Linked DNA regions of Homo sapiens: region 1 is linked to region 2. A link is an interaction called in ENCODE POLR2A ChIA-PET data of the cell type or tissue named here. Cell type or tissue: CD4-positive, alpha-beta T cell. All regions are shown on one strand. Links, peaks and the distances in the headings refer to the core of each region. The heading gives the core; the rest is flanking DNA.

Evidence for each region. ChIA-PET counts read pairs that join two places held together with the same protein. Peaks named below come from ENCODE experiments on the same cell type or tissue, not always from the same donor. Only the 100,000 strongest peaks of a DNase experiment are listed, where the experiment ranks them.
Region 1: POLR2A ChIA-PET joins it to region 2 with 10 read pairs; 6 of 35 experiments call an interaction of 5 or more read pairs at or near these places.

The regions. Positions count from the first base shown.
Region 1 is chr9:109,173,469-109,190,071 of GRCh38, reverse strand. EPB41L4B (erythrocyte membrane protein band 4.1 like 4B) reads left to right here. Exons shown (of 26, transcript NM_019114.5): 23 at 4,467-4,583; 24 at 7,275-7,343; 25 at 13,376-13,521; 26 at 15,449-16,603. The coding sequence ends at 15,518. Among named protein-coding and RNA genes, the nearest start is that of FRRS1L, 15 kb to the right of the region's middle. RefSeq lists an enhancer at 4,056-4,555 and a silencer at 9,549-9,843. In CD4-positive, alpha-beta T cell, for the core only: no CTCF peak of the experiment used is centred there; a DNase peak (open chromatin) is centred at 8,571; H3K27me3 peaks cover 360 bases.
Region 2 is chr9:109,054,061-109,070,663 of GRCh38, reverse strand. TMEM245 (transmembrane protein 245) reads left to right here. Exons shown (of 18, transcript NM_032012.4): 10 at 6,097-6,187; 11 at 10,212-10,310; 12 at 13,342-13,473. Among named protein-coding and RNA genes, the nearest start is that of MIR32, 16 kb to the right of the region's middle. In CD4-positive, alpha-beta T cell, for the core only: no CTCF peak of the experiment used is centred there; no DNase peak of the experiment used is centred there.

The sequences.
Region 1 (16,603 bases), core at 4,742-12,741, 120 kb before region 2:
CCCAGCTACACAGAAGGCTAAGGCAAGAGAATCATTTGAACCCAGGAGGCGGAGGTTGCAGTGAGCCAGGGTCACGCCACTGCATTCCAGCCTGGGCAACAAAGCGAGAGTCCATCTCAAAAGAAAAGAAAAGAAAAGAAAAAGCTGGGCATGGTGGTATTATTCCTGTAATCCCAGCACTCTGGAAGGCCAAGGCGGGTGGATCACCTGAGGTCAGGAGTTCAAGACCAGCCTGGCCAACATGGTGAAACCCCATCTCTGCTAATAATACAAAAATTAGCTGGGCATGGTGGCACACATCTGTAGTCCCAGCTACTTGGGAGGCTGAGGCAGGAGAATCGCTTGACCCCCAGAGGCAGAGGTTGCAGTGAGCCGAGATCGCGCCATTGCATTCCAGCCTGGGCAACAAGAGTGAAACTCCGTCTCCAAAAAAAATAAATAAATAAAAAGAAAAAGAACTAGCATAAGCCTTTCACTTTTATCACTCTTGATACTTGTGGCCGGTCTCTGTGTAGAGTGGTTTTCAAAGAAGCACAGTCCAAAGAGCCCAGATTAATAAAAAGTTTCAATCTGGAACAGGCATCTCTCAAAAAATCATTAAAGAATATTACATTAACACCTCCTGTAACACATCTTGATCTCTTTTTGCCTTTTCTTTTATTCTCTTACATTCCTGCTTGACTCCAGGGACTTTCATTCCCAAACTCTCCACAAAGAAACACTCTTTCCAACTTCGCTTTTGTAGGTTTCTTCCCCCTCCTTTTCCCAAACCTTTTCCTCTCTAATCCCCAACTCTTTTATTAGGTAGCTCAATTTAGCAATCTTAAGCTTTAGAACTTTTGCAGCTTCACGTCTTTCCATTTCCGATTCTGTATCAGAGTTCGTAATCAGATCTGAATTTCTGCCTGGGTTGCAAGAGGTGGAATACGTGGGTGAGAAGGGAAGGAGGCAAGTGAGTCAAGACAGCACCTGCTCTCCAGTTGGTATTTTCTTTAGGATGTGAATGTGAGCAGGTGCTTGGGGGCATTGGCGTTGACTGAGCGAGGGGAGTTGGGGGAGGGTACATTGATGCATTAGTGATGTTCACCCTAGAATGCGGAGTCCTGCACGCTACTCCAAGTCTACCGTGCTAGCTTCCCTCCCCAGGTAACACAGACCATGAATACCTGTGCTTTCTGTGTTCTTTACGCTTTCTCTTTGGGGCTCGTCCCTCTCTGATCCCCATGCTTCATGAACCACTTACCCAACTGCAAAGCAGAGCCAATTAACACCCAGATCCCTTCTGGGCCATGACATGTTAGTCAAAAGTTCATGTGTCTGGAAGGACAGGGCCCTGGCCAGAGGAAGGCTGTGTAGGGCATTGGAACAGGCCCTGGGTTAGGTGTTAGAAGGGAGTTTCCATCTGGTGCAATAACTTACTTTTATTTTGAACTTAATTATACCAGCAGGGCTGAAGCTGAATCTCAAATTAAATTAGGGTACCCCTTCTGTGATTTTGGCTGTGTTCCCTAGGGCACAGGGAGGTGGAGAGAAATCTATTTAGTCCATGATGTCATCTGTTCACTGATACATCTAGGCCTCTCTTTGGTTCTTTCGTGGCTGTTTTGGGTGGGTGGAGATCACTCTCCTGCCAGGATGTGTGACTCTCTACCTGTTGGACAACATTCTGTTTGGAGGCCACCCTGTCCTGGGGCCTGCCATCTCCTCAGCTCTACCTGAGGGGGTTGGCAGGGCTGGTTCTTGCTGCTCTTCAGTCCCTGCTTCCCAGCCTCAGTGTCTGGAGAAAGTTGCACAGGGCCCCTTTGCTCGGTACTCACTAAAGTCTACTCCTCCTCCCTTTCCCTCTGACTTTTCTCTCCAATGGTCAAACTAGCCATCTCTTTTCCTATCTGGATGATGAAGAAGCCTTACACATTTTCATCATCATGTATCTATGCAGAGAATCTTTCTGTTTCCCCGAGAGTCAGATTTTGAACTCAAAAGCCAAGCATGTACAGATGAATGTAGCTGCTTGCCTGCAGAAAAGACCCAAGGAAGAAAGGAAATACTAGGAGAAAAAAATTAAGTGGTATTCCAAAATAGCCTTTGATTCCATGTGTTATCTTATTTCCTTCTCACGTAACAACAGTCTGGAGCGTGGGAGCCCCAGGATGTTCTTTTGTTTCAATCCAATCAGATGTATATTGAGAAAGGTCAGAAAGGCTTGTGCGGTGGATCAACACTTCTTTACCACGAAAGTCAAATGCTGGACCATCCCTTAAGGCGCTCATTATGTTCTTCAGTTGGTGGCCAGGACACATTTTGGCTTCTAGGCAGTGTGGCCATGTTTCTTGGTCATTTGTGCCAGCTTTTATTTTCTTCAAAAAATACCCATTGCGTGCCTGCTATCATCAGAGAAGAAAAGACCCAGTGGCCTGGGTCCCCTGTTGTAGTTGTTTCTGGTTGGAGTATGGATGCCCTGGGGCAGTAGTGGGAACTGTTCCTGAGGGTAGCAGGGAGACATATTTCTGCAGGATATACCCTGAGGTCCATAGAGAGCAGCAGGAGGGTTTTAAGTAGTCTGGTAAAAGTTAACTGCAGGTGACTCAGATGGATTCACTTGACTAAAAACTAGATTTAGAAACAGTCAACAAAATGAACCATGGACTAAGACTTTGCAAATGCAATTTCTACATCTCCCAAATTTGAATAGTAAAACAGGCCATCGTGAAGACCATTGTGAGATAATAGTTGTAAAAAGCCCTTTGGAAATTGTCCAGGACTGCACAATTGTAAAGAGGACAGAGATAGATCACTTTGGAGACGGAAAAGAGGCTGGCAATTTTCTTGATCATTTTTCTATGAAACTTACCCAGGGGCTGTGTTTTATTCTTCACAGCAGGATGATATCAACTATTTAAGGAAACTCTCTTGAGATAAAAGACGTGTATATTTGTTCTCTGGAGCAAATGGTCCCTCCCTGAAACCCAAAATAACCCTGTCCGTGGTTCCCTCTCCTAACATCAAGCATCCTCTGTCCTCCAACCTCATCCTCACCAGTACAAGCTGTTGGACCTCTGCTGGGCGCATGGTGCTATTCAAGGATAAGGTGGAGAACCCTGCGTATCCCAAAGGATGTGGCACTTTTTTCACAATGTTTGGTATTTTCCAGCTAAGTAGCAGGGTGTCCCAGTGTCAAACGAGATGCCACGGCTGGGCCCATGCATCTCGTCATGGGTCAGGGTCAGTTTGTTTTCTGAACACAGATAACAAAGAGCCAAGACATATGAAATCCTCAACTATATGTTACAGCTGGGCACAATGGATCATGCCTGTAATCCCAGTACTTTGGGAGGCCGAGGAGGTGGGGAATCTCTTGAGGCTGGGAGTTCAAGACCAGCCTGGGCAACATAGTGGGACCTCGCCTCTATAAAAAAGAAAAATTAAAATATTAGCCAGGCATGGTGGCACATATCTGTAGTCCCAGCTACTCAGGAGGCTGAGGCAGGAGGATTGCTTGAGCCCAGGATTTTAAGGCTGCCATGAGCTGTGATCACACGACTGCACTCCAGCCTGGGTGACAGAGCAAGACCCTGTCTCTTAAAAAATATGGCATGGTAGCTCACACTTGTAATCCCAACACTTTGGGAGGCCGAGGCGGGTGGATCACTTGAGGTCAGGAGTTTGAGACCAGCCTGGCCAACATGGTGAAACCCTGTCTCCATTAAAATTACAAAATTAGCTGGGCATGGTGGTGCATACCTGTAGTCCCAGCTACTTTGGGGGCTGAGGCAGGAGAATCACTTGAACCTGAGAGGCAAAGGTTGCAGTGAGCTGAGATCATGACACTGCACTCCAACCTGGGTGACAGAGCGAGTCTCAAAAAAAAAAAAGGGAAATGAAACGATATGTTTCTCCCCATGATATATTTCTTTCCTGGTGCCCTCTGTTGATATCCACTCACTGACATACCACAGTGTGTGCCCTTGTTCAGCAGAGTGCAGGAGGGCACTGAGCATGGAAGGCAAATGCTTCAAGTGTGTGGCCACTCCTCACTTCCTCCATGGCTCACATCACTAAGTCATCCTGGCTATCTTTCTGGCTTGGCCTGGGCAATGCTTCAGAACCCTCAACCGCGTGCCAAGAAGCCACTACCTGTCCTGTGCAGTTGGCACAGGAGATAGCCTCTACCTACCAGGCCTGGGAATGGGGTCTTGGTATGTCATCTGCTCAGATGATGGAGACAACAGATGAAAGACAGAAAGGAGAAAAGAAGGCTGAGAGAGAGGGTGGGGGGTGGGACCAGAAGCCAGTTGGCCAGAGCCTGGAAGTAGGCTGTGGGTGAGGCTGGCTTGAGAACAGTCTGGAGTTGCCAGATCTGTCTTGCACTGTGCTGTCTTTCTCTCCTTTCCCTTCCCCTACCTCCTCTTCCTCCTCCCCTTCTCTTGCCACCTCCTCCTCCCCTTCTCTCCTCTCCTCGTGAGCAGGCAGAGCCCGCCAGCAACCCCCACTGTGCCCACTCTCGCTGTTCTCCTCCACTCTCTCTCCCCATGAAGGAAGAGACCACTGGAGTTTGCATGTACCCTCCAATCAAAACGAGGCTGGTAGGTACCCTGGCAGGGAGAGGGGCCTGGCCAGGAGAGGTGAGGTGGGCAGGAGCCACCAGGCGAGGTGGAAGCCTGGGTGGGCGTGCAGAAGCCCCAGATCTCGGGCAGAGCCCATCGACAGGTGCCCTCACTCCAGATGGATGGAGGATTTGGAGTCCAGCTGGCCCTGGTCAGTTTGGAACATGCAGCTATGGAGCCCACTTCGCCTCTAGGTCTCAAGAATCAAGAAGAGTTTGTTTTCCTAGAATTTTGATGAGCATAGATGCTTTCCCCAGAGAGAAATATATGCTTTGGTACTCACCAGACGGACTCTTATGTTGCATTTCTATTGAAAATAAAACTTCTTTAAACTTGTCTTCTTCTGCTATTTATCAAGCTAATGATGTAATAGGAGTGCTACCTGACAATGTGAACAAAATTACCTGTCATCCCAATTTAGCATGATTTTTTGTCATTTTTACATATTTCCTTCTATTTATTCATATCATTCATAATTTTACATAGTTAAATCATAGTAACCATATTCTCTCCTGTTTTCCTCTTTTCACTTAATGCTGCTATGTTGTTTCTAGCTTGTTCTTGTTACCACATTATATGACTATTTGTATTTCATCAAGTGAATGGTCTACCATTTATCTAACACATTCTTTACTACAGGATGTGCGCTTTGTTCGCAGTTTGTCATTATTTGGGAGAACACATATAGCTTTTTGCATCAGGAATTTTATTTTCTTAGGCTATACCCTGCTGGATTAAACATGGTGACTTTGGCTTTTGCCCCCTTTCTAAAGTGGTTGTGCTAACAGATAGTGCCATCAGAAGAGAGTGACTTTGCTTTTCTCCACAGCCTTAGCAACACAGAGTGTAATTGTTGAAATCTATTTTTCTAATTTACAGCAGGTATAAAATAATTCTTTGAGATTGCTAACTTTCACCTTTCTTTCATAGCAATAATAAACCACTTTCTGGCAGGGCACAGTGGCTCACGCCTGTAATCCCAGCACTTTGGGAGGCTGAGGCAGGCAGATCACCTGAGGTCAGGAGTTTGAGTCCAGCCTGGCCAACATGTAAAACCCCAACTCTATTAAAAATACAAAAGTTAGCTGGGCATCGTGGCACGTGCCTGTAATCCCAGCTACTCAGAAGGCTGAGGCAAGAGAATCATTTGAACCTGGGGGGCGGAGGTTGCAGTGAGCTGAGATTGCGCCACTGCACTCCAGCCTGGGTGACAGAGTGAGACTCCGTCTCAAAAAATAAATAAATAAACCACTTTCCCTTTCTGCTTCATGATGATCTGAGAGTCTTATCTGTCTGTTACTTTCTGCTAGGATATTGGTCTCAGAGCACCATGCTGACTCAATAGGCAACAAGAGGAGAATGTACCCCAAGACTTCACCCCAAGGGTCCTTCTCTCACCTGAGTCAAAAAGGCAATTTCAGGCCTATTCTGGCAATTTTGAGATGTGTAAAGAGACCAAAGAAATTTGGGGGAAGGGGAGCAGGCTTGGGCTGGACATCTCAGTACACGTGGCAAGGATATTGTCATCCCCACATGGGGGAGACTTGCTTTACCCATTTGGGAAAGCTTGGCTGATTTGGGTCTGAGCTAATGTGTTCTTACTCATCCCTGCCTCACCCTCCCATTGGAGCCACTGAAGAGCATTGAGTAGCTATCCCAGTGTCCACAGGCAAGACCTCGAGACACACAAAGCCTGCTGCCCCTGGGCAGTGGTGGCCTTGGTGTCTTGCCTGCAGCCCTCTGCTGGCGGGTGGTATGGTATGCATTCACCAGCAGGTGTGCAGACAGTTTCTGTCCCCCAGGAATGTGCACAAAGCTGGTGTCAGAGTCATCTGGTTCCTGGGCCTGATGACGTACCCTAGGCCAGCTTGAAAAAATAAGCCCTTCCATTTCCCAAGTTCTCCAGGAGGCCAAAGACAAAATGACCAAAGAGAAAGACATGGAAGTCAAGAGTCTTTTTCACCACCACTACCTGATCAGCTGTTCGTCTGGCCTTTTTCAGACTAGCTCAGTACTACAGGTACTCCCAGCACTGGGCATCTTTGTGCATCAAGCCATCTGTTCCCAAAGGCCGTGGGGGCAGGATTCTCCCATGCTTCCACGGGTTTCCCTGAGGTCTCCCTCTACTGGCCAAAGCGTACAGGGAGTCCAGTAACTGAAGTGATTAGACAGGGAATACTTTCTAGCTTAATTAGCCCAGCCGCCTTGTACCCTGCCTGCTGTAAGAGACCGTGTCCCAGGATGTGACCTCTCAGCAGCCTCTAGGCCATTCCCACAGCTATGGAGAAGTCATCAGAAGCCACCTCAGGCAACTCTGACTCCCTCATTATCCACCTTGATTGTGGCTTTTTATGAGTCAGGCCTGGAAAGCCAAGCAGATCCCGCTGAAGGCAGCTCCAGGGGGAGGCAAGTGTGGGGGCGCTCTAGGAACACGAGACTCCAGGCTGTCATCCCTGCTGAGGCCCGTCCTGCAGTCCAACTCCAGGCACAGATACAACCACCAGCTCACACTCCTGAGGGACCCTTTGTATGTGCCCTTACACGAGTGATGAAGGCTCTGCGGGGGCACCCCTGAATCCTTTGGTTCCATTTTAAAGGTGCGCTGCCAAAGATTGCAAAACTTTGTTTTCTAATCTGAAGGTAACCCCCTTGTCTTTCTCTCTTTTGAAGATAAAAACATTCCCGGTTGATACAATGAACCCGTTTCCTGATACTTTCACCACAGGGCCACAGTTTACTGTAAGTAGATCCAGAAAACAGATGTGCATTTTAAACCCTTGTTCCCATGCGGTGTGCTTTTCTGCGGGATGCCAGACAGCAAGGTCAACCGCTTCTTTTGATCACCGTTGAACTCTGTGAGGTTGGGAAGAAACTTGGATTTGCAGTCTGCCTCTATTTTATTGATGTGACATTGACATAAAATTAACCATTTTAAAGTGACAATTCAGTGACAGTACATTCACAGTGTTGTGCAGTGACCACTTCTATCAGTTCCAATACATTTTTATTGCGTCCTCCAAAAACCTCACACCCATTAAGCAGTTCCTCCTCATTTTCCCTTTGTTCCTACCTGCTGGCAACCACCAGTCTGCATTCTGTGTCTGTGGATTTACCTAGTCTGGATATCTCATATAAATCAATTGTATCATATGTGACCTTTTGTGACTGGCCTCTTTCACTTAGCATAATGTATTTGAGGTTCATCCACGCATGTATCAATACTTCATTTCTTTTTTTGTTTGTTTGTTTGTTTTTGAGACGGATTGAGATCTGTTCTACTGCCAAGGCTGGAGTGCAGTGGCACGATCTCGGCTCACTTCAACCTCCACCTCCCAGGTTCAAGTGTTTCTCCTGCGTCGGCCTCCTGAGTAGCTAGGATTACAGCTGCTTGCCACCACGCCTGGCTAATTTTTGTATTTTTAGTAGAGGTGGGGTTTCATTACGTTCGCCAGGCTGGTCTCCAACTCCTGACCTCAGGTGATCCACCTGCCTCAGCCTCCCAAAGTGTTGGGATTACAGGCGTGAGCCACCATGCCCAGCCTCATTTCTTTTTATGATGGAATATTATTCCATTGTATCTATATACTGCAATTTGTTTATCCACTCATTTATTGGGGGTTTTGGGATTGTTTTCACCTTTTGGCTATTGTGAATAGTGCTGCTATGCATATGTGTGTACATGTATCTGTTTGAACACCTGTTTTCAATTCTTTTGGGTTGGATCTTGATAATGGTGTGGTCTTAGGTAGGTCACTTTACTACCCTGACCACCAGCAGCTTTTTCTTTTTTGCTTTTAGAGATGAGGTCTCACTATGTTGCCTAGGCTGGTCTCGAACTCCTGGGCTCAAGTGATCCTCATACCTTGGCCTCCCAATGTGCTGAGATTACAGGCATGAGCCACCATGCCTGCCCCCTCTTCTTACTTAAGGTGAAAGTAGTAGTAAGAATATCCTCCTCATATCCTGTTGGGGCAAGGATCAAAAGGGACCAAGAATTTGAAAGTGTTTTACCAACCACAAAACATCCCACACCTGTCAGTTATGATTGTTGTTTCTCAAGGCTGGAGAGGCAGGGTGCTGTGATGAACAAGAACCAGTCACCCTGACAACAGACTTCTTGTCACCACCTCTCTGGGTGTCACTGGGCAGCTTATTTATTCTGCCAAGGCTAGGCACAGTGGCTCATGCCTGTAATCCCAGCACTTTAGGAGGCTGAGGTGGGAGGATCGCTTGAGACCAGAAGTTCGAGATCAACCTGGGCAACATAGAGAGACCCTGTCCCTACAAAATAATAATAATAATAAATTAGCTGCCTGTAGTCCCAGTTACCCAGGAGGCTGAGGCGGGAGGATCTCTGGAGCCCAGGAGGCTGACGCTGCAGTGATCTATGACTGCACCACTGGATTCCAGCCTGGGCAACAGAGTGAGACCCTGTCTTGATTTTTTAAAAAATTCTGCCAAATGTTTAAATCCTGTAGTTTCCTCATCTACAAAGAGAGAGTTTGATAATGTTCATGCTTCTTTTCAGGGCTCAACTCATTCTTTAAATGAAAGCTTCTGCAGAAGCTCACTGTATAATGAGCAATTAGATGGAGCAGAAGTGAGGAATCTGGGGTCCACACCTCCTTCCTCTCACTCTGTCCTCCTCCCGGGAACCAGAGCTTGCAATTTCTATGATCCCTGAAGCTCCTTCCGAAGGGTTTTTGTGCCATCTGGAGGATCTGTGAGGTGGGCTGTGGGTGGCTAAAGGTAGCTCTAAGTGCAGTCTTACGAGATGGATGATGGCCACTACCCAACATGGCTTCAGCCACACAGGGAGGGAGAGAGCAGTGGCTGATTCAAGTTTCAGAGGATGAGCAGAGGTGGGAAGGTGTCCAGCAGGGCAGGCGGAGGGAAAAACAGGTTCCTAGAACAGTCCATTTCTAGGGTCATGAGCTGCTTCCAGCATCTGCCTTTTAAGAATGAGAGGGCAGAGACATGGGGCTCTGCCAGAATGTTAGATGCTCTTTCCCTGACACTCGTCCTGGCTCCCTGCAGTCTTGCTGGACACAGCTCCCCAGCTGGAAGCTCCGGCTCCACCTCCCTTGGTTGGCCATAGTGGGGCACTCTGGCCTTCTGCCCAGCCTTGGCAGTGCTGTGAGACACTCAGGGAAGCCCTTCCCGAAAGCTGGGGGCCAAGATGGAGCAGGAAGCCAATGGCAGAAACCATGCTGGGACTTTTAAGAACTGAGCAAGAGTGGCTCGAAGACAGCTGGAGCAGCAGAGGGAACAGCATGAGCCAGACCCCCAGGGCGGGCGGGGTCATCACACATTCAAGGGACTGAAAAACAGGCCAGTGGGACTGGGATGCGGAAAGCAAGCAGGGCTGGGTGAGAGAGGAGGAAGGGGATGTAGGTGGTGATAAAACTGGAGGGGCACAACCATGTTGGCCTTGTAGGCCACAGTAGGGATTCTGATCTCCATCCTACGAGCAACAGGAAATCTTTGAGGGACTTTGAGCAGGGCAGTGACAGGGCAGATGCACTTGGAAGGGATCCCTGTGATCACAGTGGGAGGACAGTGGCATCCAGGCAGAGTGGATTCAGGACAGTAGCCTGGAAACGCAGGACAGTGGCTTAAGGGAGAGAGAGCAGAAAGCTTGACCCACAGTGGTTTTGCTGGTGGAGGTGGACAGAAGTGCACAGATAGGGAAGATATTTAGGAGGCTGGTAAGATTCAGGATTAGATGAGGCAGAGAGAGGGTCAGAAATGGTTCCCATATTTCTGATTTGCAGAATGTGGATGGACAGTGGGTCCATTCACTGAGATAAAGAAACTTGGAAAAAGACTTGGTTGGGAGAGATGAGTTTGCCTTTGGCCATGATGGATTAGAAATGCCTTTGAAACATCCAGGTGGACACAATGAATGGGCAGTTGGAAATCCAAGTCTGTAACTCAAGAGAGTGGACTAGACTGGAAACAATGACTAGGGAGGCAGTGACAGGTAGATGGTAACAGAAGCCAAGCTCATGGGCTTCAGCTTCTCAATTTTCTCACCCCTGTGTGTAGTGTTCTCATCTCCTTCCTGCCAAGATCATGACACTTGAACTTTCTGCAGGTTTGGCCTCTCCACAGGCCTCCAGACCTATCCTGGCGACAGTGACAGGGGTTGTTTAGCAGCGCTGGGAAGCTCTGCACAAAGTTGGTCTGGCAGTCGATCTAGCATTGATGGAGCTGGGTTTCAACAGCTGGGCTCTTGCTTGATCCCAAAACCAGTTTCTACTTTGTATTCAGGTGTATTAACTGGGTCTCTGCTCATACTCAGCCGAGTATGTTGGTCCATCTAGGGTGGGGAGCCCTGCCTGGCTCTGGCCAGATTTCTGCTCTACATGCTTCTTTCTAATCTGGCTCTGTCCTTCTGTTACCTGCTTTGTTCCAGTGGAAGCTTGTTCATTCATTCACTCATTCATTTCCTCATTCAACAAATATTAAAAAACAGATACTTAGGGTTGAGATTTAATAATGTAATTTTTACTGCTTCTTCAAGGTCATTCTTTAGTGAAACTGGCTTTTTTTTTTTTTTTTTACTTGAAGTATATGGCAATCAAGAACACAATGACTACTAGTACAGTTTGGTGCCACTACCTCAATTCATGCCAAGGCCCTGCCCCATTTACTTACTATCACCTTTGCACCATCAGTGCAAATTTTCCTCTTTTTTCAGAAAGAATAAAAAATGGCATCAAAGGCTGGGTGCAGTAGCTCATGCCTGTAATCCCAGCACTTTGGGAAGCCAAGGTAGGTGGATTACCTGAGATCAGGAGTTCGAGACCAGCCTGGCCAACATGGTGAAACCCCATCTCTACTAAAAAAAACCCCAGTTATGGTGTCAGCTAGCCCTTGTTCTGAATACTGTTCTTAACACTTACACTTACTAATACAAAAATTAGCTGAGTGCGGTGGCAGGCACCTGTAACCCCAGCTACTCAGGAGGCTGAGGCAGGAGAATCACTTGAACCTGGGAGGCAGAGGTTGCAGTGAGCTAAGATTGTGGCCTCCAGCCTGGGCAACAGAGCAAAACTCCAACTCAAAAAAAAAAAAAAGAAGATACTGCTCATTTGATGATCAGAGTGTCTTCTTTAGAAACTCATGTAATAAGTTTCTCCAAGGTCAGGGCCAAGAACTAGCATGAAAAATCTAGTTATAAAATATATAGCTGGTATTATCAAAAATATAAAACAAACAAAAACTATGCATTGAAAAAATACTAAATGGCCAAGCATGGTGGCTCACACCTATAATCCCAGCACTTTGGGAGGCTAAAGTGGGAGGATCACTTGAAACCAGGAGTTTGAGACCAGCCTGGGCAACATAGTGAGACTGTTTCCACGAAAGATTAAAAAAATTATCCAGGCATGGCACGCACCTGTAGTGACAGCTACTTGAGAATCTTAGGCAGAAGGATCACCTGAGCCCAGGAGGTTGAGGCTGCAGCGAGCTCTCATTGTGCCAACTGCACTCCAGCCTGGGCAACAGAGTGAGACTCTGTCGAAAGAAAGAAAGAGAGAGAGAAAGAGAGGAAGAGAGAGAGAACCTGTGAGGAAATATACTGATGGCAACAGTAAGGAATTATGGAATTTCTTCATTGATCTACTTTTTTTTTTTTTTGAGACAGAGTCTCGCTCTGTGCCCAGGCTGGAGTGCAGTGGCGCAACCTCGGCTCATTGCAAACTCCGCCCCCAGGTTCAAGCGATTCTCCTGCCTCAGCCTCCTGAGTAGCTGGGATTACAGGCGTGCGCCAGCGTGCCCGGCTGATTTTTTGTATTTTTAGTAGAGATGGGGTTTTGCCATGTTGGCCAGGCTGGTCTTGAGCTCCTGACCTCAGGTGATCCACCCACCTCGACCTCCCAAAGTGTTGGGATTACAGGTGTGAGCCACCGTGCCCGGCCTGATCTACTTTTATATATCTTCTAAGCTTTCTATATACAAGTAAACAGAATAGTTTGCTATATAATGAAAATGACAAGAATATATTATCCTCTCCAAATGAGACAGTATACTCTAGACCAGTAGTTCTGAAGCTTTATTGTAATTCCTCCAGAAGAATCACCTGGAGGTCTTGTTGAAACACGTATTGTTGGACTTCATCCCCAGGCATTCTTGGGTCCCAGTGGTCTTGGGTGAGGCCTGAGAATTTGCATTTTTACCAAGTTTTAAGATAATGCTGATGCTGCTAGTCTGGGGCCCATACTTTGGGAACCACTGCTACAGTAATGAAAAACCCCAGTTATGGTGTCAGCTAGCCCTGGTTCTCAGTACTGTTCTTAACACTTACTAACTGTGTGACCTTGGGCAGATTACTTAACCTCTCTGAGCCTCACTTTCCCCCATAAAATCAGTTTTAAAATATACATTTGTTTTCACCTTTTAACATTTCCCGATATCAGAATGTTTACTACTGGGCATGACAAAGTTTGATAGTGGGCATGACAAAGTTTAAATGGCTACATGTTTCTTTCTGATTGGCAAATGCAAAAATGGTGCATCTTACAACTGATGGTGCCTAAGATGTGAGGAAATATAATCGCTACCTTAAAGGGTTGTCAAGAGTTAATATGTGTCAAGTACTTAGCATGGTGTCTGGCACAAAGTAAAATCACTTAAAATGACAATCGATTTTAGCTGGTAGTGAAAAGGAACAGGAACTGTAGAGTAAGGCTTAGGGAGCAACTGACAGTGTGAAAATGGAACCCAAATTGAGATTGATCTCCTCTTTCCTGTTTCTTCTCCAGGCAGACTTCAGAGACAGTAAATTACAGTGCTGTCCTGGCCCGACTTCCCCGCTGATCCCAGCAGCGACCCTGAGGCCTTTGACAGAGACCGTCTCCACAGTGCAGACCATTTACACCACCCGGAAACCTGTTTCTCTGGCAGCCAGGTAGGTCAGGTCAGCAGGTTCCGACAGGTAATTCTGGTGACAGGGAAACCAGGGAGACTCTAGGTTCATTGTGTTTGTGACACGTACAGGCCTTTCCTACATTCTTTCATTTATTCTGTAAGTATTTATTGAAATGTCTATAAAGGGGCCAGGTGCGGTGGCTCTCATCTGTAATCCCAGCACAAGGGAGGATCCCTTGAAGTCAGGAGTTCAAGACCAGCCTGGCTAACATGGTGAAACCCCATCTCTACTAAAATTAGCCAGGCGTGGTGGTGCACACCTGTAATTCCAGCTACTTGGGAGGCTGAGGCAGGAGAATCACTTGAACCCAGTAGGTGGAGGTTTCAGTGAGCTGAGATTGCACCACTGCACTCCAGCCTGGGCAACAGAGTGAGACTTTGCCTCAAAAAAAAAAAAATGTTTACAAGGGTAGGCTGTTAGAGGAGATAGACAACAAATGAGTGTGTGTGTGTGTGTGTGTGTGTGTGTGTGTGTGTGTGCGTGTGTGTGATATTGACAAGGGATAGGGAGGAAAATGAAATTGTGAATGGCAATAAGGTATCCTGGGATGGCCTCAATGAGGTGGCATTTAAGCAGAGCCCTGAAAAGGGCTATAGAGAAAGCTGCAGATACCTGGGAGGAGTACTGCGCAGAGCAACCAGCCAGTGCTAAGGCTCCTGAGGAAGCATGTGCCTGACATGGTTACGGAAGTTTAAGGGGCCAGCGTGGCCAGAGCAGAGTGAATGACAATAGAGGAGGCCTGTGAAGTTGTGGGTTAAGGCCAGACTGCGTAGGGCCTTGTTGGCTACAGTAGAAACTTTGTTTTCTACCCTGAATGAAATTATTAAACTTGGTTAGTGCCTTTAAAGATGTGTATTTTGCCAGGCATGGTGGCTCGTGCCTGTCATCCCAGCTACTCAGGAGGCAGAGGTGGGAGGATCAGTTGAGGCCAGGAGTTCAGGAGTTCAAGTCCAGCCTGGGCAACATAGCAAGGCCCCATCTCTAACTAAAAACAATGAAAAGATGTGTATTTACTCTGTGTGTGTGTGTGTGTGTGTGTGTGTGTGTGTGTGTGTGTGTGTTTAAACAGTGGAGACAGGTTACATAGATATGCAACTGGACCTGAGGTCCAAAAAGTCAGAGGCAACTTCTCAAAACAGCCAATTTTACTTCATTCAATTTGATTCATTAAAATATAATTAATTATTTGTTACAACATTCCCTCAGATATTCATCAAATGAAAGCCTGGGAGAAAATGCACATGAAACCAATTTAAAGCATGATTTAAATAAATCTAACCCCTGGACATCTTCATTCAAAAGTCTTTACTGAGGGCCGGGCTTGGTGGCTCATGCCTGTAATCCTAGCACTTTGGGAGGTCGAGGCAAGTGGATTGCCTGAGCTCAGGAGTTCGAGACCAGCCTGGGCAACACGGTGAAACCCCGTCTCTACTAAAATACAAAAAATTAGCTTGGCATGGTGGCACGTGCCTGTAATCCCAGCTATGCTGGAGGCTGAGACAGAAGAATCGCTTGAACCTGGGAGGTGGAGGTTGCAGTGAGCCAAGATCACGCCACTGTACTCCAGCCTGGGTGACAGAGTGAGACTCCATCTCAAAAAAAAAAAAAAAAAAAAAACACTTTACTGAGTGGCTGCCATGCACCAGATACTGCGCAAGGCTCTGGAGGTTTAGAGATGAATGACATATAGTCAGCCAGGAACTCTCAGCATGGTGGGACTGAGAAACCAGTAAGTAGCCAATTTCAGATCACTGAAATGCTAGCAAATGTAGATAGTCCTCAAGGAGTCTAAAAAAGAAAGTCCAACACTGAGATCAGGAAAGAACCTGGGAGATGATACTTAAGCTGTCTGCTTCTGCAATTTTTGAGGGATTGTCTCACTATTTTGTCACATACTTTTTTTTAGTGCAGAGACACTCCGGCAGGAACTGGAGAGAGAGAAGATGATGAAAAGACTGTTGATGACCGAACTGTGAAATTCTCCCCTTGTCACCTGGAAGATGGCATGGTGCCTTCTGTCCGTCTTCTTTCTTCGGGCTTTGTGTGCTCACTCTAGCACAGCATACAAGTGTGTGCTCTGTTCGCCCAGGTCTCCATGGTTAGTTGAAGCCAATTTCTGGCTTGACTTTTATGGGAAAAGTTATTTTATGTCTCCTAAGCATTAGAGTTTTTCTATTACTCTATGTAGTTGAGACAGGATTTGATAAGTCTAGGAAAAGAAAGATGGGAAAACGGGATTCCTTTTCAGAAGTACCTGTGTGTATCTGTTAATAACCACAGGGGTTAATATGATGTAGGATCTTTTACTATCAATTTCAACCATTTGATTTTGTATGATTGAAACTTGCACCGAGCTTTGACTGTTTGTTAAAGAGTCATTTTTAATGAAAGAATAATTCTTTATTGCTGGTTTTTCATTTACACTGATAAATACACAGATCTTATAAAGTCTTTAACATTCATTTGTATTCAGATGTGAGTAGAAGAACTAAAAAAAGAAAGTTACATATCACTATGACTGAAGGTACTTCAGCTTAATCTGAAATATAATTTAACTTGTGAACTCCTTGGATATGATATTATTTGGAATAAACAGAATTTATCATTGAACCCAAAGTAGGAAATGATAGCTTACATTGTCTAAAAATCCTTACAAGGTTAAGATGATTCAATATCAAGAAGATTCAGAAAATTATTTCTAAAGTTGATCGATTCATGTCGTATTGATAGAATCTTGACCAGAAGAAATTTTGCTCTTTTTATATAGTTTCAAGAAATGTGTTTTTAAATTTTTATTAATGCACTTGAACAACTTTGCAGGAATAAAGCAACCCCCTAACCACAAAATATCCCTCTAAATTAGTTCCCTAGCTTTCTCAATGAATACACACATATTTTTACATAGCTATGATCGTTGTGTACATTCTCCTTTGTTTTACTTCTCGGCCTAACACTTGTCTCCTCTTGTCAACACAGATTCTACTCTCACCAATTTAAATGTCTTTATATCCATGTAACATGGGTAACCTCACTTCACCCCATTATTAGATATTTGAGTTAT
Region 2 (16,603 bases), core at 4,379-12,378:
GTAGAATCATCATATTTCATTCTAGAACAGGCTTTTCAGCTGCTTTGTGGAGAAAAGATTGAAGGTATACAAGATGTAAACCTTTGAGACAAATTAAAAGCTTCTAGAGTAAACCAGATGAGAAGTGACAAAGCCCTGAACTGTAGACAGTTTCAGTGGAGGTGAACAGGAGGGACAGATTTATAAGGTCTTAAGGGGGTTAGTTGGTGATTAATTGGATATAGGAGGAAGAAATCTAGCATGACTTATGTTTCTAGCTTTGGAAATTAGTGAGTGATGGTGGATTCACCAAGACAGGAAATAGAAGAGCAGATTTGGTAGGGAAACTAATTCCCCTGTTTACCTGTTGAGTTTGAGGTGACTGTTGTAAGTAGAGGCATCCAGTAGGCTGTTGACTATGTAGGTATGCGGTTCAGGAGAGATGGGGTGAAGTTAAAAAATGGGCAGTTGCTGTGTAAGTCCAGGAATCAGATGAGAGGTCTGGGTTGGATCTTGAGTTTTGAGAAGCATCAGCATAAAGAATGTATGTAAGGTACAGAGAGGATGTCTGGAGGTGCGCCCTGTGGATATCTTAAGCCTTTAAGGGTGAGCAAAAAACAATAGGTTCACAAAGGAAAATGAGAATGGGCTATGAGAAAGGTAAGAGGAAAACCAAGGAAAGAGAACGTTTTGAGACAGTAGTAGTGGTCAGCAATGTCAAATTGCTGCAGAAATTTTCTAAGAGTGAAATTGGGTTTAGCAGCTGCAAGAGCAGTTCATTTAATTGGTGTAGCAGAAGCCCATTAGATTGCAGTGTGATGAGAAATTATTGGGAACGAGGAACTAGAGAAAGCAGGTATAGACTGCTCTTTCCCAAGTTTGCCTATGGAACGTAGCTGGGAAGGAGGTATAGAGCAGTTTTGTTTAATTTTTTAAGATGGAGAAGCCTTGTTTGTATGCTCCAGGGAAAGAACTGGTAGAGTGGAAGGGGTTGTAAATATTAGGAGAGAGATAATTCTTAGTGCATTTCTCTGAGGATGAAGCATGAGATGAATCCATGGCACGAATGGAACAGCTGGGGAAAGCAGGTCAGAATGGATATGGATATAAATACTGTGAGTTCAGTGGAGCGGGGAAGGCGGGAAATTAGGGGCCATACATCTTTGAAGTAAGAAGTGAGGTCTTCTGTCCTCTGGCTCTTTGGATATAATACATTTTAAAAGGAGAATGGGAAAAAGGAGGAACCAACATGTATCAGGTATGGGATTTTAGGAAGGAGCCACCTGGGATCTAGGCAAGTGGATAGAGCCTTTCATAGGATGATAGACCTTCCAAATGTTGTCCTCTAGGGCTCAGCCTCAGCCCTCACATCCAGAGGGCTCCTTTTCTTTGGGTCATTCTTCTGTACTGGAAGTCAATGCAGAGCCCTTTTGTACCGGTTTTGAATAGTAGCAGCATTCTCTCTGCAACTGTATCAAAGGCACACAATCTGAGCAGCCCCAGATCAGGTAGTAGAAGAAAGGTTTGTCTTTTGTTTGAAATTTTGAAGTAATAATTATAGATTCACAGGGAGTTGCAAAGACATATACAGGGAAGACCCATATACTCTTCACCCCATCCCCTCCAGTGTTGTCATCTTGCATAACTATAGTACAATAAAACCAGGAAATTGGCATTGCTATAATACACTGACCTTCAGATTTCATCCTCTATGTAGCTTCATGTCAGCTATCAACACACTCAGTACATAACTGTTACATTGCAGGCTTCCTCATGCCACCCCTTAACAGCCACACCCATCCTCTACCCTTTCCTTCAATATTTCCCTAACTCTTAGCAACCACTGATCAGTTCTCCATAGCTATAAAATCATTTTGAGAATAATACGTAAATCCAGTCATGGAGCATGCAGCCTTTTGAGATTGGCTTTTTGTTGCTTAGCATAATTCTCTTGAAGCTCATCCAAGATGTTGTAGGTATCAAGTTTGTTCTTTTTTATTGCCAATTAATGTTCCATTTAGGAAGGTTTTTGTTTTTGTTTTTGTTTTGACACAGAGTCTCACTCTAACCCAGGCTGGAGTGCAGTGGTGTGATCTTGGCTCAGTGCAACCTTCACCTCCTGGGTTCAAGCGATTCCTGTGCCTCCCAAGTAGCCGGAATTACAGTCATGTACGCACTACCATGCCTGGCTAAGTTTTTTGTTTTTAGTAAGAGAGGGTTTTACCATGTTGGCCAGGCTGGTCTTTGAACTCCTGACCTCAAGTGATCCACCCGCTTTGGCCTCCCAAAAGGAAGGCCTTTTTTTTTTTTTTTTTGAGATGGTGTCTTGCTCTGTCGCCCAGGCTGGAGTGCAGTGGCGCGATCTTGGCTCAATGCAAGCTCCGTCTCCCAGGTGCACGCCATTCTCCTGCCTCAGCCTCCCGAGTAGCTGGGACTACAGGCACCTGCCACCACGCCCGGCTAATTTTTTTTTGTATTTTTAGTAGAGATAGGGTTTCACCGTGTTAGCCAGGATGGTCTCGATCTCCTGATGTCATGATCCACCTGCCTCGGCCTACCAAAGTGCTGGGATTACAGACTTGAGTGACCGCGTCCGGCCAAGGAAGGCTTTTTGAAGTTGCTTAGACTTTGGTGATTCATAGAAGGTCTGATTCTTTTTCAGCAGATAGGTGGGGATGGGATTGGAAATAGTAGGGGTCGGCATGAAATAATGATAATGGTTTCCTGCATCTCTCAGTACTCAGTGGATTCTGTCAGCAGGAGGGCAGTTGACCTTGTAGGGGATTCATGTAGATACTCCTAGTGGAGAAGATACAGTTAAGAATAAGTCCAGATGTCCTTTCTTCCAACTTGGTGTGGTTTTATATGGCCCATGTAGTCCCTTGACTTCTGCTGGATGTGCCTCGTAAGCTGGTGGGTAAATTAGACAGATTAGGATCATCTTAGTGGAGCTCTAAAGAAAATAATGATGTTATACATACTGATTCTTGTCTTCGGCAGTTGTTAGTCGGGAGCTCATTTTCTGCTTTCTCCTGACTTGTCTCAAGCCTGTTGATTCCTGTGCCTCAGGACCCTCATTAGGAGATGGCACTGAAATGGTTCTCAGTTGCACTTATCCCTTCGCTTACTTGGGAGAAACCCAGTAGGCTAAACTAAGTTGTTTTTAATCAGGGTTGTTCTCTTGGTAGGTAGTAGGTGATAGAGATTAACCTTTACCCAGGAAGGTGAAGGCAGACCAGTCTAAACTGTAGGGCATTGGTTTCTGCTGAGGGATCCCTCTTGAGTGAGTAGGGGAGTTAGTGATAGGCTGAGGCAGTGAATCTCCAAGGAAGGAGCTCAGTTCAGGGGCTGTAGAGGTGTAAGGCCGGAGTACAGCCCAGCTAAGGCAGCTCCTGTGTTTCTGGCCCCATGTCTCTTGAGGGAGGCTGGGACTGAGCCAGTACCTCTACCTTGTCCCCAAAACAGCTCCTCTCATTTGTTGCTCTTAGGAAACCTGTGTGAGTACATTGGGAAAGTGTTTTCATAGTGGCCAATAAGACGTTTTCCCAGGCCCAATAGACATTTGTGAATCATTAAGGATCTGTCCAGATACCTCTATGAATCTTCACACTTTTTTTTTTTTTTTTTTGAGATGGAGTCTTGCCCTTGCCGCCCAGGCTGGAATGCAATGGCATGATCTCGGCTCACTGCAACCTCTGCCTCCTGGGTTCAAGCAATTGTCCTTCCTCAGCCTCCCAAGTAGCTGGGACTACAGGCGCACACCAACACACCTGGCTAATTTTTTCATTTTTAGTAGAGACGGGGTTTCACCATGTTGGCCAGGCTGGTCACAAACTACTGACCTCAGGTGATCCACCCGCCTCGGCCTCTCAAAGTGCTGGGATTACAGGCGTGAGCCACCATGCCCTGCCCATCTTCACACTTTTGAATAACACTACAGGAGAGTGTTATCATTATAATATATAATATCAATATAATACCAATATATCAATATAATATCAATTATAAGTTACCATATAATTGAAAATATTTAGCAGTCCCTTCAAGCCACTGATGAATGTATAAAAGAGTAATTTAAAAGCTACTTAATTTCTCCCGAATCACATTTCAGTTTAGTGACCCAGATTTCCTGTTTATATGCTTATACTGTAAATTATTATATTTGTGTCTCTAAACGTTTGAAATTTTGTCTTACTTGCTGAGAAATTTTTTTTTTTTTTTTTTTTTTTTTTGAGACAGTCTTGCTCTTTTGCCCAGGCTGGAGGGTAGTGGTATGATCTTGGCTCATTGCAACGTCTGCCTCCTGGGCTCAAGTGATTCCTGTGCCTCAGGCTCCTGAGTAGCTGGGACTACAGTTTTGTGCAACCATGCCCAGCTAATTTTTGTATTTTTTAGTAGAGACGGGGTTTTGCCTTGTTGGCCAGGCTGGTCTTGAACTCTTGGCCTCAAGTAATCTGCCTGCCTTGGCCTCCCAAAGTGCTGGGATTACAGGCATGAGCCAGCGTGCTGGCCTTGCTGAGAAATGTTTGAGTGGACTGAGGCATTTGCCAAGAAGTTTCACAGATACTTTATTTGGAGTGTGGGACAAACTGGTTAATACTTAAGATTCAACCCACTACTGGTTTAATAGTCTACTTTTTAATTTATTCAAAAGATCTCTTATTTTTTTCTGGTTAAAGACCACTTTCCTAGGCACCATGACTTTGTGGCTGTCAGTGGCAACTGACTTTCTCTTTATGACCATCTTTCTCATACACAGCACATAAAGTTGCTGTGAGTTGAGGATGTTGCACATTTGACTTTACCTAATTGACCCTTTTGTGTTAGGTTTGTAGGATGTGTCATTTTGGGGCCTCAGGAAAGTAAATGACTAGCTTCTGCTTGCCTTCACCTTTTGGCTTCACTCTGGAATAGTTGAAATGAGGACTGTTAAATTTGTGAATGTCAACATCTCCAGCGTATATTATTAAGAGGAACAATTTAGATAATACGTGAACATATTTTCTCTTGTGGAAAACATTAGGATTGTGTAAAGGATTCTTGATTAAGGTGTATGGTACAGCCTGCTTAGTCAACAGAAGAATGAGGAGGCCACCTCTCACTGCACAACAAGTAAAGCTGTGGGCTATAGTTCCTTGCATAGTTGGAACTTTGCTCAGGAATTCTATCTTTAAAAGATCTTCAGTAGATAACCAACTTGAGGATAATGATTCACCTTCTTCATTTCCTGCATTCTTTCTGATTTCTTCACTTCCTTAGATTAGTGATTCTCAAACTGTAGCATGCCATCAGTATCACCTGCAGGGTTTGTTAAGGTACAGATTGCTGGGCCCTAGTCGTGTTCCTTTTTCAGTAGATCTAGGTTTGGGCCCCCAATTTTTCATTTCTAACAGGTTTCCAAAAAGTTCTGATGCTGCTGGTTTGTGGACCACACTTTGAGAACCCTGTCCCAGATGTTGAATATCCCAGTCTCCCAGAACCATTTTCTTTGGTGCTGAATAAGGCAGGTGACTCAGGACATGTGAACAGAGAAACCAGGCAGAGTAGAATGAAAGGGAGGTTGTGGGGAAAGTGGGTCTAAAAGCTAAGGAAACATTGAGGCCTGGTGCCATGGCTCATGCCTGTAATCCCAGAACTTTGGGAGGCTGAGGCAGGTGGATCACTTGAGATCAGGAGTTTGAGACCAGTCTGACTAACATGGTGAAACCCTATCTCTACTAAAATACAAAATTAGCCAGGCGTGGTGACGTGCCTATGATCTCAGCTACTTGGGAGGCTGAGGCAGGAGAATCACTTGAACCCAGGAGGTGGAAGTCGCAGGGTTGCACCGAGCCGAGATCGTGCCATTGCACTCCAGCCTGGGCAAGAAGAGTGAAACTCCATCTCAAAAATAAAATAAAATAAATAAAAGCTAAGGAAAGATTGAAAGGACATCCTGAATGTTAGAGACTTAGGACAGTTAAGCCTGGAAGTCCTGCTCATGATGCTTTGGTATCTGTGTATTGGTGAATGATCAACAGTCTGTCTGTTATGGATTAAGCATATCAAGTTCAAAGCATTATTGGTACACTACACAGAAAGTGTACTTTTTTCATTTTTTTCTTTGTTTTACATTAGTTGGCTTCCTGAGGCTCAGGTAGTCCAAAGAGCCCTGAATTCTGCGGCTAACAACGTGTATCAGTATGGACGAGAATGGATAACTCACAAGGTAAGGGAAGAAACTTTCTTTGTGGCTTTCTCTTTTCAGGGTCTTTACTGGTGGTTGCTTGTTGCTTTGATAAAACATAAGTAGAAATGCTATTCACAGCAGTAAATAGGCTTAAATAAACAGGTAAGCAACATACAATGAAATCTTTTGAAAGATCACATTGAATAGGGGTAGTACCCTGAACAATCTGAGAGGTTGGTCATGTACTTTTTCAAGATAGATGTGATTCATTACTTGTGAGTTAGGACAGAATGATCACTTGGTTTGGGTAGTCAAATAAGGCTTTGTAGAGAAAAAGGTATTAATGCATATTAAATCTTATTGTCTGCTGATAACTGTCTTTGGCAGTTTCCAGTTATTTTCATTTAATATTTGTTTTTTTTTCTTTTACTGTTTCTAAGAAGCCTGCAGTATGAATTATTTTGCCTGCTTTGCAGATGAGGAAACAAGACTCAGCAAGGCTGAGTCAGTTCCCAGTGGTCGTGTAGTAAATTGCAGAGCTTGGTTTGAAACTGAAGCTTAACTTCAAATCCTTTGTTTCTACTGTAGCATGCTCGCAGTGTGTGCCCAGAACTGGATTAAGTGCTTTTGATGTGGCACTTGAGATAAACCTTGAAGGAATGGCAGATCAAGGAAGAGTGGATTTTAAGAAGGGTATTTGTGTGAGCCAAGATGCAGAGACAGGAGTGTGCTTGAAGAGATGATTGAGATGCTGAGACAGGAGTGTGCTTGAGGAAATGATCTTGACTGAAGTGGAGGGAGCTTTGTGAAGGGGAAATGAATGATAGAGGAAAGGCAGCACAGTTAAGGATTAGATTCCACCATATGGATTTGGGATATTCTTTCCCTCCCTAGTTTTGCCTGTAGGAATAAAGGTAATTTGCACTTTTAGTATACTGAAATAATTAGGATTATGTAAGAATCGACAGGATTTGTTGCAGTAAGACTTGTGCCTAGAAAAATATATTAGTATGTGATTCCATATTGAAAATTCAAAAACAAAATCTAAAAAAATAATATAATGGAAGATACGCTGTATACACATATATGGAATCAGGCTGGCCGTGGTGGCTCACGCCTATAATCCAAGCACTTTGGGAGGCCAAGGCAGGCGGCGGATCATGGGGTCAAGAGTTCGAGACCAGCCTGACCAACATGGTGAAACCTGGTCTCTACTAAAAATACAAAAGTTAGCCAGGCGTGGTTGCGCACGCCTGTAATCCGAGCTACTCAGGAGGCTGAGGCAGGAGAATCACTTGAACTCGGGAGGCAGAGGTTGCAGTGAGCCGAGATCATGCCACTGCACTCTACTCTCAGAGACGGAGAAACTCCATCTCAAAAAAAAGAAAAAAAAATTAGATGAGCTTGTTTACCTCAAATTAGATGGCTCTCAAATGATGTTCTGACTATGCTTCATGCTTGGTTGCCTCTCATATGCAGAGGCATATCAGGCACCACCAACAGTACTTGTGTTTCAGTGATGTGTAGTTTTTTTTTTCTTTTTGTGGAGAGGGAGTCTTGCTCTGTTGCCCAGGCTGGAGTGCAGTGGCGTGATCTCAGCTCACTGCAACTTCCACCTCCTAGGCTCAAGTGATCCTACCACTTCAGCCTCCTGAGTAGCTGGAACTACAGGCATGCACCACCATGCCCTGCCAATTTTTCTGTTTTTATAGAGACGTGGTTTCACCATGTTGCCCAGGCTGGTCTCGAACTCCTGTGCTTACGCAATCCTTCCACCATGGCCTCCCAAAGTGCTATGATTACAAGGCATGAGCCACGATGCCTGGCCAAATGGCTTTATTATATTGAATATTTAGTTTTCAGTTTATGAATAAATCAAATATAAAGGAACAAATATGAACAGATACGTTTGCATTGAATATGTCTAGTAACTGGTTCACATATCTGTAAGGCCAGCATCAAATAGGCAAAGAGTAAGGAAATAGATGTTGTAAACTAACGTGGGAAAATGGTCACTCCTTTCATTAATAAAGAAGAAAATAATAAATAATGGCTACATTTCACACCTGTTAAATTCCCTAAAAATTTTCCAGTTAGTTCATAAGGCTTTGAGGAAATTGGGTCATTTATGTAATTTTAGAAAGCATTAATTGGTATATTTCTTATTATAGAAGTCAGTTTACCAATGCATAGCAAGAGCCATTAAAATGCTCATTTTCGGCTGGGTGTGGTGGCTCATGCCTGTAATCCCAGCACTTTGGGAGGCCGAGTCAGGAGGATCACTTGAGCCCAGACCAGCTTGGGCAACATAGTGAGACCTTGTCTCTACAAAAAATAAGAAAATTAGCTCTGTCTGGTGTCAGTGCGCCTGTGATCCCAGCTACTTGGCTGTCTTAGGTGGCAGGATCGCTTGAGTCTGGGAGGTCCAGGCTTCAGTGAGCCATGATCATGCCACTGCACTCCGGCCTGGGTGACAGAGTGAGACCCTGTCTCAAAAAAAACAAAACAAAAACTCATTTTATTTGGTTGCAGTACATTTATTTATGTCACAAGTAACCCTGCAATGAACATCCATATATATCCTTAAAAACTATGTAAAAGGATGTTCATTGCAGTGTTACTCATGACACTAAAAATTAGGATTCATGGGTGGGCGTGGTGGCTCATGCCTGTAATCCCAGCACTTGTGGAGGCTGAGGTGGGCAGATCACTTGAGGTTAGGAGTTCAAGACCAGCCTGGCCAACATGGTGAAACCCCATCTCTACTAAAAATACAAAAATTAACTGGGTGTGGGGGCGCACACCTGTAATCCCAGCTACTCAGGAGGCTGAGACAGGAGAATTGCTCGAACCTGGGAGGCAGAGGTTGCAATGAGAGTCGAGATCGCGCCACTGCACTTCAGCCTGGGTGACAGAGCAAGACTCTATCTCAAAAAAAAAGAAGGATTTATTGTATATCCTTAGAGTGGGTAATGATCAGCTAATACCAGAACGTAATGAATTAATATAAAAGTATTAAAGATGAAGGTTAGTGATGAAGGCTAAAGATTGAATGTTTATAATGAAGTAGAAAAAATTCTAAATTGTCTCTATGTAAATAGGCAGAAAGTTGCAGAGGAAATAGAAAAATGGAAACAATTGTATTAAGGAAGTGGGCCTACAAACTTCTAGAAATTCTTTGGGTTTTTGTTTTTTTTTCTGAGACCAGGTCTTACTCTGTTACTCAGGCTGGAGCATGTTGGCGTGATCACGGCTCACTGCAGCCTCAACCTCCTGGACTCAGGTGATCCTCTCATCTCAGTCTCCTGAGTAGCTGGGACTGCAGGCATGCGCCACCACACTTGGTAATTTTTTTGTATTTTTGTAAAGATGGGGTTTCGCCATGTTGCTCAGGCTGATCTCAAACTCCTGGGTTCAAGCGATCTGCCCACCTCAGCCTCTGAAAGTGTGAAAATTGTTTTTTATATTATAATATGGTTTTAATAATAACTAAGTGGGACAACATTTTATAATGATAGCCTTCCTCTAAGTTACGTTGTCTCAGTGTACTTGATTTCCACAAACCCGGGGCCAGTCTGATCAATTGTAAATGAGACCGGACATCTCTCAGCATGCAAATAGAGGAAGGATTCGTGTTTATAGCCAACATCCTAAAATTTTACTTAAAATTCTGTGGTAATTCTTAATAATAGAGATAAATGTAACATGAGACATATGTATAATGGAAGGTCACTGGGATTACAGGGGAAAGATTTTTCTCTGGACAGGTAAGATCAGATAAGTCAGCAATCATGGCTTCATTTGCACCATTCTCTGATAGCGTGAGGTAGCTCTCTTAGAGACCTAAGAATAGAGCAAAGAAAATAGAAGCAAAAACATGAGAAAGGAAATTTACTGGGAATACTCAGGAGTAGATTTAAGGAAAGAACGTAATATGGCTAGAGATAAATAGTCTGGAACATTTTTGTTTGCTTTGGAACAAATGTAAATACCCAGCATATATTAATTTTACTCTGTTGTTGCCTGAAATATTGTACCACGTCGTATCTGTGTTTTTTTCTAGCTCCATAAAATTCTAGGAGATAAGGTGAACAATACTGCTGTAATTGAAAAGCAAGTACTAGAACTTTGGGACAGACTGTATCACTCTTGGTTTGTAAAGGTAAGTTATTTTAGCTAAAGTTTCCTGTTGTAAACTAATAAAGTCCTTTTATTGACTCATCAACTAGATAGGATTATATTCACAGTGGGATTTCATTCATGGAAATTTCAAAACAGCAAAACCTTAAGCCTCAGGTCACTAAAAGTCAGTGTGAGTTGATGGTTAGTCTCCATGGCAGAACCTGCCTATCTCTCTGGTGCGTCAGTATTCCATCCTCAGTCTGTTGTCACGGACATCTCATCCCCTAGACTAGCTCTGTGCGGGAGAAGTGTAATGCAAGCCACATAAGGTAATGTTAAATTTTCTAATACTTATACTAAACGAATTTTACCTGTTTTAGTTTTTTAGTGATATTTTATTTAACCCAATATGCCCCAAATACTATTATTTTAATATATAATCATTAGAAAAAATTTAATAAGATATTTTATATCATTTTTTTTCCATATGTCTTTGAAATCTAGCATGCATTTTATACCAGCAGCACATCTCAGTTTTTGAGCTAGCCATATTTTAAGTGCTCAGTAGCCACATGTGGCTAGCTCCTACTGGCTACTGTTTTAGACAGTACAACTGTAGGCATTAATAACTTTTCTTTGAGAAAGTGAAACTGAATCTAAACGCTTAGAGATCTTTTATTTTTTATTATTATTTATTTATTTATTTTTTGAGACAGGGTCTCGCTCTGTCACCCAGACTGGAGTGCAGTGGTGTGATCTTGGCTTACTATAACATACTCCGTCTCTTGGGCTCGAGTGATCCTCCTGCCTCAGCCTCCTGAGTAGCTGGGATTACAGGTGCATGCCACCATGCCTGGTGAATTTTTTTGTATTTTTTGTAGAGACAGGGTTTTGCCATGTTGTCCAGACCATCCTATACACTGGATCTGGCAGGGCCTGTGGGCTAGCAGGAGCCGTGCTGTGTATAGAGTGGATAGAGTTGGTGGTGATGATTCTCAGAGTTCATGTAAGGAGAGCAAGTATATATGTAAGTCTCTTAATGTAGGGTGGAGGGGGAGGAGGGCTGATTTTAAATTTGAATTTGTTGCTTAGTGACTTGTTTGGGATTATGTACTCTTGCTTTGGGATGAGTTGAAGGAAGATTGTTAGTTTTTATAGATTTCAAAGACTTGGGAAAAAATATTCAGGGAATATCTAGGTGAGTATCATAGATTTGATCCCATCTGCTGAAAAACCAGATAATTAGAAAGGTATATCTATTTCTTTTGCTAACTCTGGGGCTTCTGCTTACAAATAGCTTTTATTACCCCTCACACCTCCTGAGCTTTATTTTATAGTAGAGGAAGGTCAGTGTTTCATAAGCATAGGTTTGTTAAGTGGTTAAGTACAATTGTCCCCCAGTATCATGGGTGATCGGTCCTAAGACACCCCTCTGGTACCAAAATCCAGGGATGCTCCAGTTCTTTGTACAAAATTGGCATATTTGTTGTCTGGGCCTGGTGGCTCATGTCTGTAATCCTGGCTATTTGGGAGGCTGAAGTGGGAGGATCACATGAGGCTGGGAGCTTCAGACCAGCCTGGGCAACATAGTGAGACCCCATCTCTACAAAAAATTAGCTGGGTGTGGTGGTGTGCGCCTGTAGTCCTAGCTACTCGGGGAGACTGAGGCGGGAGGATCACTGAAGCTCAGGAATTGGAGGCTGCAGTGAGCTATGACTGCACCATTGCACTCCAGTGCAGCCTGGTGACAGGGCAAGCAAGACGCTGTCTCTAAAAAAAGAAGACAACATTCCTACCATCATGCTTGTCTAATTTTTAAATTTTTATAAAGATAGGATCTCACTATGTTGCCTGGGTTGGTCTTGAACGGCTAGGCTCAAGTGATCCTCTCGCCTCAGCCTCCCAAAGTGGTAGGATTACAGATGAGAGCCATTTTACCTGGCCCTTATCTCTTTCAAATTTAGTTATTCTCATATCTCTGCCAATGTCTTCCAGATAGATAAATTCTATTTACTGCCTTACGTTTGCTTGTTATATTCTTCTGTCCTCATTTTCCTTACCTTGTATGGTAAATTAAAAAGAAAAATGAGGGCTGGGCGTGGTGGCTCACGCCTGTAATCCTAGCACTTTGGGAGGCTGAGGCGGGCGGATCACGAGATCAGGAGATCAAGACTATCCTGGCTAACACAGTGAAACCCCGTCTCTACTAAAAATACAAAAAAAAAATTAGCCAGGCGTTGTGGCAGGCGCCCGTAGTCACAGCTACTCGGGAGGCTGAGGCAGGAGAATGGCATGAACCTGGGAGGCGGAGTTTGCAGTGAGCCGAAATCGCACCACTGCACTCTAGCCTGGGTGATAGAGCAAGACCCCGTCCCAAAAAAAAAAAAATGAGGAAAGGAGGAAAAAGCAAAGATGGGAAATCAAGAGAAAGGTGGAGGGCCTAAAAACTAAAAAAAAAAAAAAAAAAAGAAAGTAAATGCTGTTTAGTGTGTTGTAGATACTGAGAAATAAGATGTCTTTGCAAATGTATTTAGGAGGGAAGCACTGGAGCGAGACTTAGACAAGGTACCTAGAATATAAACAAAAGAATTTTATATTTCAGGTCTTTAAATGGAGTTCGTAGCTGATTTCTTTTTTCTTTTTTAGACAGAGTCTTGCTCTGTCACCCAGGCTGGAGTGCCGTGGTACATTCTTGGCTCACTGCAACCTCCGCCTCCTGGATTCAAGCAATTCTCTTGCCTCAGCCTCCTGAGTAGCTGGGATTACAGGCACGTGCCACCACGCCTGGCTAATTTTTGTATTTTTAGTAGAGATGGGGTTTCACCATGTTGGTCAGGGTGGTCTCAAACTCCTGACCTTGTGATCCACCTGCCTCGGCCTCCCAAAGTGCTGGGATTACAGACATGAGCCACCGCACCCGGCCTTAGCTGATTTCTTAAATAATGCAAAGTTCTTTTCCTTGGAGTACTTACTGAAGTGATGAAGGGGACCTGAAGCAAAATGTGACATTTATACTTTCTGTTCTTTAGATTAAGATGGGAATTTCATGTCTGCACTGTTTTATTCCATAGAATGTAACACACTCTGGAAGGCACAAAGGACAGAAGTTGCATGTCAGTCGTCAGAATAGCTGGCTGGGAGACATTCTGGACTGGCAGGATATTGTTTCCTTTGTTCACGAGAACATTGAGACATTTCTTTCGGTAAGAAATAGCATTTATAGTTAAGCTGAAGTTCAAAATAAAAACAAACTGTAATTCCAAGTTTTCTTCATACACTTTGAGGCCTCATCTATCCTGTTTTTAACATCATGACATTTACATATTTGAGAACTCTAAATGCACTAGGATGATGTTCAAAAGCCATAGGCTTCAGGTGTCACTCCCTTGGTATTTCCCCTGTGGTTGTAGAGTAACTGAGAGATGACCAGGATGTCTCCAGCTGGACTACTGGAGAGGCACCTGCCTTTGTGTTGTGCGAAGACCCTTGACCAGATGGAAATATGGTTCCAGTTACATTGGAGGGATGGGATGTGTTGAATGCTTAGCTTGTCACCTTCCCACCTAACCTCCTACCATGCATCATCACCTCTGCAGTCTGCAGCATTCCTAAGTGCTAACTACTGCTCCTCCTCATTCCATACCATATTTTGTATGGTGTCTTGCATGTAGAATTTCACAGAGGGCAGTTTTCTTGTGCATAAACTTGTGACTTTCATCAAGTGAACAAAAATTGAGGTTTGCCGTGCTAAACTTTTTAAAATTAATTAATTTTTTTTTGAGACGGAGTTCATTCTGTTGCCTAGGCTGGAGTGCAGTAGTGTGATCTCAGTTTACTGCAATTTCCACCTCCCGGGTTCAAGCGATTCTCCTACCTCAGCCTCCTAAGTAGCTGGGATTACGGGCATGCCCCACCACACCCAGCTAATTTTTTTTTTTTTTTTTTTTTTTTTTGCATTTTTAGTAGATATGGGGTTTCTCCATGTTGGCCCAAGCTGGTCTTGAACTCCTGACCTCAAGTGATCTGCCTGCCTCGGCCTCCCAAAGTGCTGGGATTATAGGCATGAGCCATCACACCTGGCCTAAATTTAATTTTTATCAAAGTAATACATGACCATAACTGAAAAGGCAGCAACGCTAAAAGATTTTAATAAACAGCAGTGCCCTGCTGTATGCCTCCCAATTTCCCATCTTTTCTTTACAAACAACTGCCAATTCTTTTAGCTTTCCCTGGGTATTTACCTCTGAATTTCTAAAATAATGTTTATGCTACTCTCTTTGTTTTGCAGTTTTAGATGTTATCTTTTGGCTTCCTAATGTGGAAGATGAAGTGCTGTTAATCAGATATTGGGCCTTTAACATGGATTCCTTAATTTTGAAAGCCTCTTTTCTGTTTTCTGTCTCTTTGTTTTCTTTTTCTCCTGAGAAATAGCTTCAACTTGCCTTTGAAACAGTGATTGAGGCCGGGCGTGGTGGCTTATGCCTGTAATCCCAGCACTTTGGGAGGCCGAGGCGGGTGGATCACCTGAGGTTGGGAGTTTGAGATCAGCCTAACCAACATGGAGAAACCCCGTCTCTACTAAAAATACAAAATTAGCTGGGCATGGTGGCGCATGCCTGTAATCCCAGATACTCGGGAGGCTGAGGCAGGAGAATCGCTTGAATCTGGGAGGCGGAGGGTGCGGTGAGCTGAGATTGCGCCACTGAGCTCCAGCCTGGGTAACAAGAGCGAAACTCCATCTTAAAAAAAAAAAAAAGAAAAAAAGAAACCGTGATTGAAATTTTCATTTCTGCTATCATACTTGCAATATCCAATAGCTCTTTTTTCTGAACCATCCTTTTTTACTTATTTGAGAATATTACTAATAAAATATTTAAAATGACTTCTGCTCTCTCTTTGCTCTGAGTTTCTTTAAAGTTTGTTTTGCTTTCTCTTTTGTTACCTGTCTGGTGATCCTTGGCAGTGTGTTCCTTTTTAAGAGTGCAACACTAAAAGCAGCTGGAAGGTCCCTGCCAGGTCAGCCTGTAGAAAAGCCCATTAGCAGGTTCCACCCAGTATCCTGGACCTTCCAGTTGGCTCTTTAATGCCAGTGCATACACAAAATAGTGTATCATCTAATAATACCTTTGAATGTTTGCTTTCCCCAAAAATTCAGGTGTGTTAACTAAAAGTTATTGAATCCCTTTTTGTTTTGTTTTGTTTTGTGACTGTAGTCGTTGAACTTAAAAGTGTCTGTTATTGATGAATGAAGTGACAGTGTTGAATCATATTAAGATAGATGATAAAGAAACATGATTAAATTTTATAAATTCTTACGGAAAGAGAAGAGGCAGTTTTTGAAACTAAAATAACAGTTTTGCCATGTAATCCCTCAAAAAGAAAAGTACAATTTCTGTATCCCTAAACACATTTAAATATTGAGTAATGAACAGTTCAGGGAACAGATGATTAGTAGTTTTTGTATGAAATGTTTTGTGTCAAATATTGTGCTAGGTGCTTACTAATTTCCAATTTAATTCTCCCAGTGATTCTGCAAAAGTAGTATAGTTGCCTTCATTTTAATAACAAAAAAACAGGCTCACAGGTGTTAAATAGTTTGCACGGTAAATAACAGTTGATATTCAAAGTCAGTTCATCTTTCCTTGGCTCCAGAGGCCAGACTTTTTATATAATGTTGTATTATCTTTCAAACTGTATTTCATCCTCTAGAGAACTCAACATTTCTTAGTCTCATACCTTTATATTTTTATTTGCTTTGTCAGTTTTTTTTTGTTTTTTGGATATTGTTGTAAATAGGTGGCTTAGGGCCAGTCTCGTTCATGAAATCTTCCCAGTGTATTTCAGAATACATTGAGGTTTCTCTACATTCAGACTCCTTTTGCATTTATTGTTTTCACCCTTTTGATACCTGAACATATTTTACCTTCTTTTTCAATTTTTGACACTTTAGTGTTTGTACCCAATCTTCTGGACTAGATTGTAAGTTTTTGGAGGTAGAAGGAATCTCATATATCACTACCTTAGAATTTAGTATGGTGTTAGGTCCTCAATTAAACTAATTAAGAGAAGCACATTAGGCTGTAGTGCAGTAGTTTGACTGTGGCTTACTGCATCCTTGACCTCCTGGGCTCAAGCCATCCTTCTGCTTCATCCTCCTCCTTCTTCCTCCTGAGTAGCTGGGACTACAGGCATACACCACCACACCCAGCTGATTTTTAAATTTTTTGCAGAGATGGGGTCTTGCTATGTTGCACGGGCTGGTCTTGAGCTCCTGAGCTCAAGCTGTTCTTTCACCTCGGCCTCCCAAAGTGCTGGGATTACAGGCATGAGCCA